Regions from separate parts of the Homo sapiens genome. Here region 2 is linked to region 1. Evidence: read pairs that join two places in POLR2A ChIA-PET (ENCODE). Cell type or tissue: HepG2. All regions are shown on one strand. Each heading gives the region's core, and the rest is flanking DNA. Links, peaks and the distances in the headings are about the cores only.

What was found. ChIA-PET counts read pairs that join two places held together with the same protein. Peaks named below come from ENCODE experiments on the same cell type or tissue, not always from the same donor. Only the 100,000 strongest peaks of a DNase experiment are listed, where the experiment ranks them.
Region 2: POLR2A ChIA-PET joins it to region 1 with 5 read pairs; 2 of 35 experiments call an interaction of 5 or more read pairs at or near these places.

The regions. Positions count from the first base shown.
Region 1 is chr3:129,533,642-129,536,555 of GRCh38, forward strand. RHO (rhodopsin) reads left to right here. Exons shown (of 5, transcript NM_000539.3): 5 at 1-1,703. The coding sequence ends at 77. Among named protein-coding and RNA genes, the nearest start is that of RHO, 6.5 kb to the left of the region's middle. RefSeq lists an enhancer at 1,515-2,184. In HepG2, for the core only: no CTCF peak of the experiment used is centred there; DNase peaks (open chromatin) are centred at 930, 1,190 and 1,620; H3K4me3 peaks cover 834 bases.
Region 2 is chr3:129,677,795-129,680,708 of GRCh38, forward strand. The region is part of intron 4 of TMCC1 (transmembrane and coiled-coil domain family 1); the gene reads right to left. Among named protein-coding and RNA genes, the nearest start is that of PLXND1, 73 kb to the left of the region's middle. In HepG2, for the core only: no CTCF peak of the experiment used is centred there; no DNase peak of the experiment used is centred there.

The DNA.
Region 1 (2,914 bases), core at 105-2,604:
GCAAGAACCCACTGGGTGACGATGAGGCCTCTGCTACCGTGTCCAAGACGGAGACGAGCCAGGTGGCCCCGGCCTAAGACCTGCCTAGGACTCTGTGGCCGACTATAGGCGTCTCCCATCCCCTACACCTTCCCCCAGCCACAGCCATCCCACCAGGAGCAGCGCCTGTGCAGAATGAACGAAGTCACATAGGCTCCTTAATTTTTTTTTTTTTTTTAAGAAATAATTAATGAGGCTCCTCACTCACCTGGGACAGCCTGAGAAGGGACATCCACCAAGACCTACTGATCTGGAGTCCCACGTTCCCCAAGGCCAGCGGGATGTGTGCCCCTCCTCCTCCCAACTCATCTTTCAGGAACACGAGGATTCTTGCTTTCTGGAAAAGTGTCCCAGCTTAGGGATAAGTGTCTAGCACAGAATGGGGCACACAGTAGGTGCTTAATAAATGCTGGATGGATGCAGGAAGGAATGGAGGAATGAATGGGAAGGGAGAACATATCTATCCTCTCAGACCCTCGCAGCAGCAGCAACTCATACTTGGCTAATGATATGGAGCAGTTGTTTTTCCCTCCCTGGGCCTCACTTTCTTCTCCTATAAAATGGAAATCCCAGATCCCTGGTCCTGCCGACACGCAGCTACTGAGAAGACCAAAAGAGGTGTGTGTGTGTCTATGTGTGTGTTTCAGCACTTTGTAAATAGCAAGAAGCTGTACAGATTCTAGTTAATGTTGTGAATAACATCAATTAATGTAACTAGTTAATTACTATGATTATCACCTCCTGATAGTGAACATTTTGAGATTGGGCATTCAGATGATGGGGTTTCACCCAACCTTGGGGCAGGTTTTTAAAAATTAGCTAGGCATCAAGGCCAGACCAGGGCTGGGGGTTGGGCTGTAGGCAGGGACAGTCACAGGAATGCAGAATGCAGTCATCAGACCTGAAAAAACAACACTGGGGGAGGGGGACGGTGAAGGCCAAGTTCCCAATGAGGGTGAGATTGGGCCTGGGGTCTCACCCCTAGTGTGGGGCCCCAGGTCCCGTGCCTCCCCTTCCCAATGTGGCCTATGGAGAGACAGGCCTTTCTCTCAGCCTCTGGAAGCCACCTGCTCTTTTGCTCTAGCACCTGGGTCCCAGCATCTAGAGCATGGAGCCTCTAGAAGCCATGCTCACCCGCCCACATTTAATTAACAGCTGAGTCCCTGATGTCATCCTTATCTCGAAGAGCTTAGAAACAAAGAGTGGGAAATTCCACTGGGCCTACCTTCCTTGGGGATGTTCATGGGCCCCAGTTTCCAGTTTCCCTTGCCAGACAAGCCCATCTTCAGCAGTTGCTAGTCCATTCTCCATTCTGGAGAATCTGCTCCAAAAAGCTGGCCACATCTCTGAGGTGTCAGAATTAAGCTGCCTCAGTAACTGCTCCCCCTTCTCCATATAAGCAAAGCCAGAAGCTCTAGCTTTACCCAGCTCTGCCTGGAGACTAAGGCAAATTGGGCCATTAAAAGCTCAGCTCCTATGTTGGTATTAACGGTGGTGGGTTTTGTTGCTTTCACACTCTATCCACAGGATAGATTGAAACTGCCAGCTTCCACCTGATCCCTGACCCTGGGATGGCTGGATTGAGCAATGAGCAGAGCCAAGCAGCACAGAGTCCCCTGGGGCTAGAGGTGGAGGAGGCAGTCCTGGGAATGGGAAAAACCCCAACTTTGGGGTCATAGAGGCACAGGTAACCCATAAAACTGCAAACAAGCTTTGTCACCTCTCAGAGCTTCCTTATCTGCAAAAAAGAATCTTAAAACTGACCTTGGCTGGGCACAGTGGCTCACACCTCTAATCCCAGCACTTTGGGAGGCCAAGGTGGGCAGATCACGAGGTCAGGAGTTTGAGACCAGCCTGACCAACACGGTGAAACCCTGTCTCTACTAAAAATACAAAAATCAGCTGGGCATGGTGGCGCGTGCCTGTAATCCCAGCTATTCAGTGGGCTGAGGCAGGAGAATCGCTTGAACCTGGGAGGTGGAGGTTGCAGTGAGCCGAGATTGCGCCACTGCACTCCAGCCTGAGCAACAGAGGGACAGTCTGTCTCCAAACAAAACAAAACAAACAAACAAACAAACAAACAAACAAAAAACAACAACAAAAAAACCACTTGATCCTAAGGGGATTAGATGCGACTGTGGACTTTAAGTGGCCAGCCTACTGCCTGGCATGCAGCAGATGAGACTATGGCAATACTGGGCTTCAGCTCAGAGCTGGCCTTACTAGAGACCCTGTCCCAAAGGGGAAAAGGATGGAGCTAAAGCTCCCGAGAGTCACCCCCTCCTCCGAGGTGAGAAAGGAGGGCAGGAGCATGAGATAGCCGATCCTCGGTGCCTTGGTGAGGCTGGGGCAAATCATGCTGGGATCTCTATCATTGTCCCTCTTTACTGTGACTCACTAGATAATATCAGTCAGGATACTTTTGGTCACAAGTGATAGGAAATCCAACTCATTTGGGCTGAAGCAAAAGGGACACATTGTTGGCTCACATGAACAAAAAGCCCGGGGCTTCAGGCACAGGGTATCACCATGACTGAGATGGGGATTAATTCTGTGATTGGCCAAGTCTAGGTCACCTGATCATACGTAACTCATTTATGCCTGAGGTTGCAATTTTTTGGATTTTTGCAATCAGACCTTGGCGATGACCTTGAGCAGTAGGATATAAATAACTCCCACATGCTTAGCGTTCCAATAATGGAATACTAGGCATACGCAGGTCTAACTGCATCACCATGGCTGGAATGGGGATTCATCCTCTGATTGGTCAGACCTAGGTCACATGCTCACCCTGCAGCCCAAGCAGGCTGAATGGGGAGAGGTAGGTTTCACAAAGGAAAGCCCAGGTGCTGTTACCTGAAGTAGGAGGGCAGGA
Region 2 (2,914 bases), core at 160-2,659, 140 kb after region 1:
TCTTACTCTTAAAAATCATTTATTTGCTGATGAATTCTAAATGTACACCACTAGCTCACACTTCCCTTAATACTAGACTCAGATATCCAACTACCTACTTAGTATCTCTACTTGCATGTCCAACAGTCGGTTCATTTTTTATTTGTTTTTGAGACAGAGTCTCGCTCTGTCGCCCAGGCTGGGGTGCAGTAGCATGATCTTGGCTCACTGCAACCTCTGCCTCCTGGGTTCAAGCGATTCTCATGCCTCAGCCTCCCAAATTACATGGGATTATAGGTGTATGCCACCACACCTGGCTAATTTTTAGTGGAGGCGGGGTTTTGCCATGTTGGCCAGGCTGGTCTCGAACTCCTGGCCTCAAGTGATCCACCCTCCTTGGACTCCCAAAGTGCTGGGATTACAGGCATGAGCCACCACGCCTGGCCAATTCTTTTTTTTTTCTCATATACCTTATATCCATATCCACTTAATAACAACATTAATAATCATAGTTGCTAATACATATAGTATACTTGCTATGTGCTAAGCACTGTTCTAAACCCTTGGCATGTACATTGTTTAATTCTTTTTTTTTTTTTTTTTTTGAGATGGCGTCTCACTCTGTTGCCCAGGCTGGAGTGCAGTGGCATAATCTCGGCTCACTGCAACCTCCACCCTCTGAGTTCAAGCAATTCTTCTGCCTCAGCCTCCCGAGTAGCTGGGATTACAGGCGTGTGCCACCATGCCCGGCTAATTTTTTGTATTTTTAGTAGAGACGGAGTTTCACCATCTTGGCCAGGCTGGTCTTAAACTCCCGACCTCATGATCCACCCGCCTCAGCCTCCCAAAGTGCTGGGATTACAGGTGTGAGCCACCGTGCCCGGCCTCATTGTTTAATTCTTTATAGTAACACTATGGAATGGGTATTATTATTTATCCTAATTTTATGGCTAAGAAAACCAAAGCATAGGGAATTTAAGTTGTTCAAGATCACAAATTAAAGAAGTACCAGACTCAATGTCTGAACCCAGATAGTCTAGCTACAGAGTATGTGTTATTAACCACTATGTATACACCATATTGTCCTAGCAATGCAACAGTCTCCTATAACTGCAATAATATTTTTATAATTATCTGCAGAGCAGCCAGAGTAGTTCTTTTAAAACATAAGTCAGATTACGACACTCTTTTTATACCTGTAACTTTCCAGTGGCTCTCTAGGTCAGTCAGGGTAAAAGCCAAAGTTCTTACAATGGCCATGATCTACACCTGCACCACTACATCCCATAAACTCCGTGACTTCATCTCTTACTAGTCATCCCTTTACTCCACTGGCATCAGCTACAGTGGCCTCCCCTGTTGTTCCTGGAACATGAGAGACAGGCACCCATGTCAGGGCTTTTCACGCAGTGAGTGTTCCTTCTTTCTGGAGTGCTCTTCCCTCAGACACCTGCACGGCTTGCTCCGTCACCTCCTTTAAGTCTTTGCTTCAATGTCACCTTAGCAGCGAGGACTTCTCTGACTGCCTTATTTATTTATTTATTTATTTATTGATGGAGTCGTGCTCTGTCATCCAGGCTGGAGTGCAGTGGCACAATCTCGGCTCACTGCAACCTCCGCCTCCAGGGTTTAAGTGATTCTTCTGCCTCAGCCTTCCGAGTAGCTGGGACTACAGGTGCGCACCACCACGCCTGGCTAATTTTTCTATTTTTAGTAGAGATGGGGTTTCCCCATATTGGCCAGGATGGTCTTGAACTCCTGACCTCGTGATCCGCCCACCTTGGCCTCCCAAAGTGCTGGGATTACAGGTATGAGCCATCACGCCTGGCCTGCCTTATTTAAAATTGCAAATTTTGGTTCCATTATGAACTTCCTATTTTCTTTCTTGACTTCATTTTTCTACATAGAACTCTTTACCTTTTGACATGTATTTTTATATTTCATAAAAAACTAGAATATAAGGCCCATGAAGGTAGATATTTTTGTGTTTTGTCCACTTTTGTTTCTCTAACAACTAAAATTGTGCATGGCACTTAGCAGCTGCTCAAATATTTGTTGAATGAATACAATTTCCTATTCTCTTATTTATTCAGAGTATTTTTTGGGTGTGCTATGTTCCACTCTTTCATTAGAATCTGAAGTGTTTCCATTTATTGTATCACCAAGAAATCTTAACAAGCTTATTTATAACTTCTTCATCTGTGTTATAACAGGATCTTATTGCATCAGAGATTGACTTTTAAAAGCTTCCCAAAGTACCTTATCTTCATACATTAAAATCAGACATTTTATAATTTTTTAAAAAGCTTAGAGTTCATTTATACTCTTGCATGAATTGCCCTAAAATACTTTAGTATTCTCGTTTTATTAAAAACATGTGTTAAATGCCCAAAATTATTTTTCTTCTTTGTGAACTACATGAATATTTCTACTCCTTAGATAGACAGACATTTTCTGAGACTACGAAAGTGGAAGACTCAATCTGGTTTATGTGTAAATACGAAGATGATAGTAGCAAAGGTAATAGTAGTAACTGAGTGCTTACTATGAACCTGGTACAAATCTAAATGCTTTGCTTATATTAACTTGGTTAATCCTCAAAACAAACCTAGGAGATATATACTATTTTAATCTCCATTTTATAGCCGAAGAAATTGAATCAGGAGAAGTTAGGTGACTTGTCGAAGGTCACATAGCCAATAAGCAGCAGAGTCAGGATTTGAACTCAGAGGACTTGGCTTTAGAGTCCTTGCTATTCACTGCGTCGCTTGTCATAAGTCATAACCACTACCACTTGAGCAGCAGAATAGGGAGGCACTGATGATTTTTACAAAGTTAGACTCTGGGCCAGGCCTGGTGGCTCACGCCTCTAATCCCAGCACTTTGGGAGGCTGAGGCGAGTGGATCATTTGAGGTCAGGAGTTCGAGACCAGCC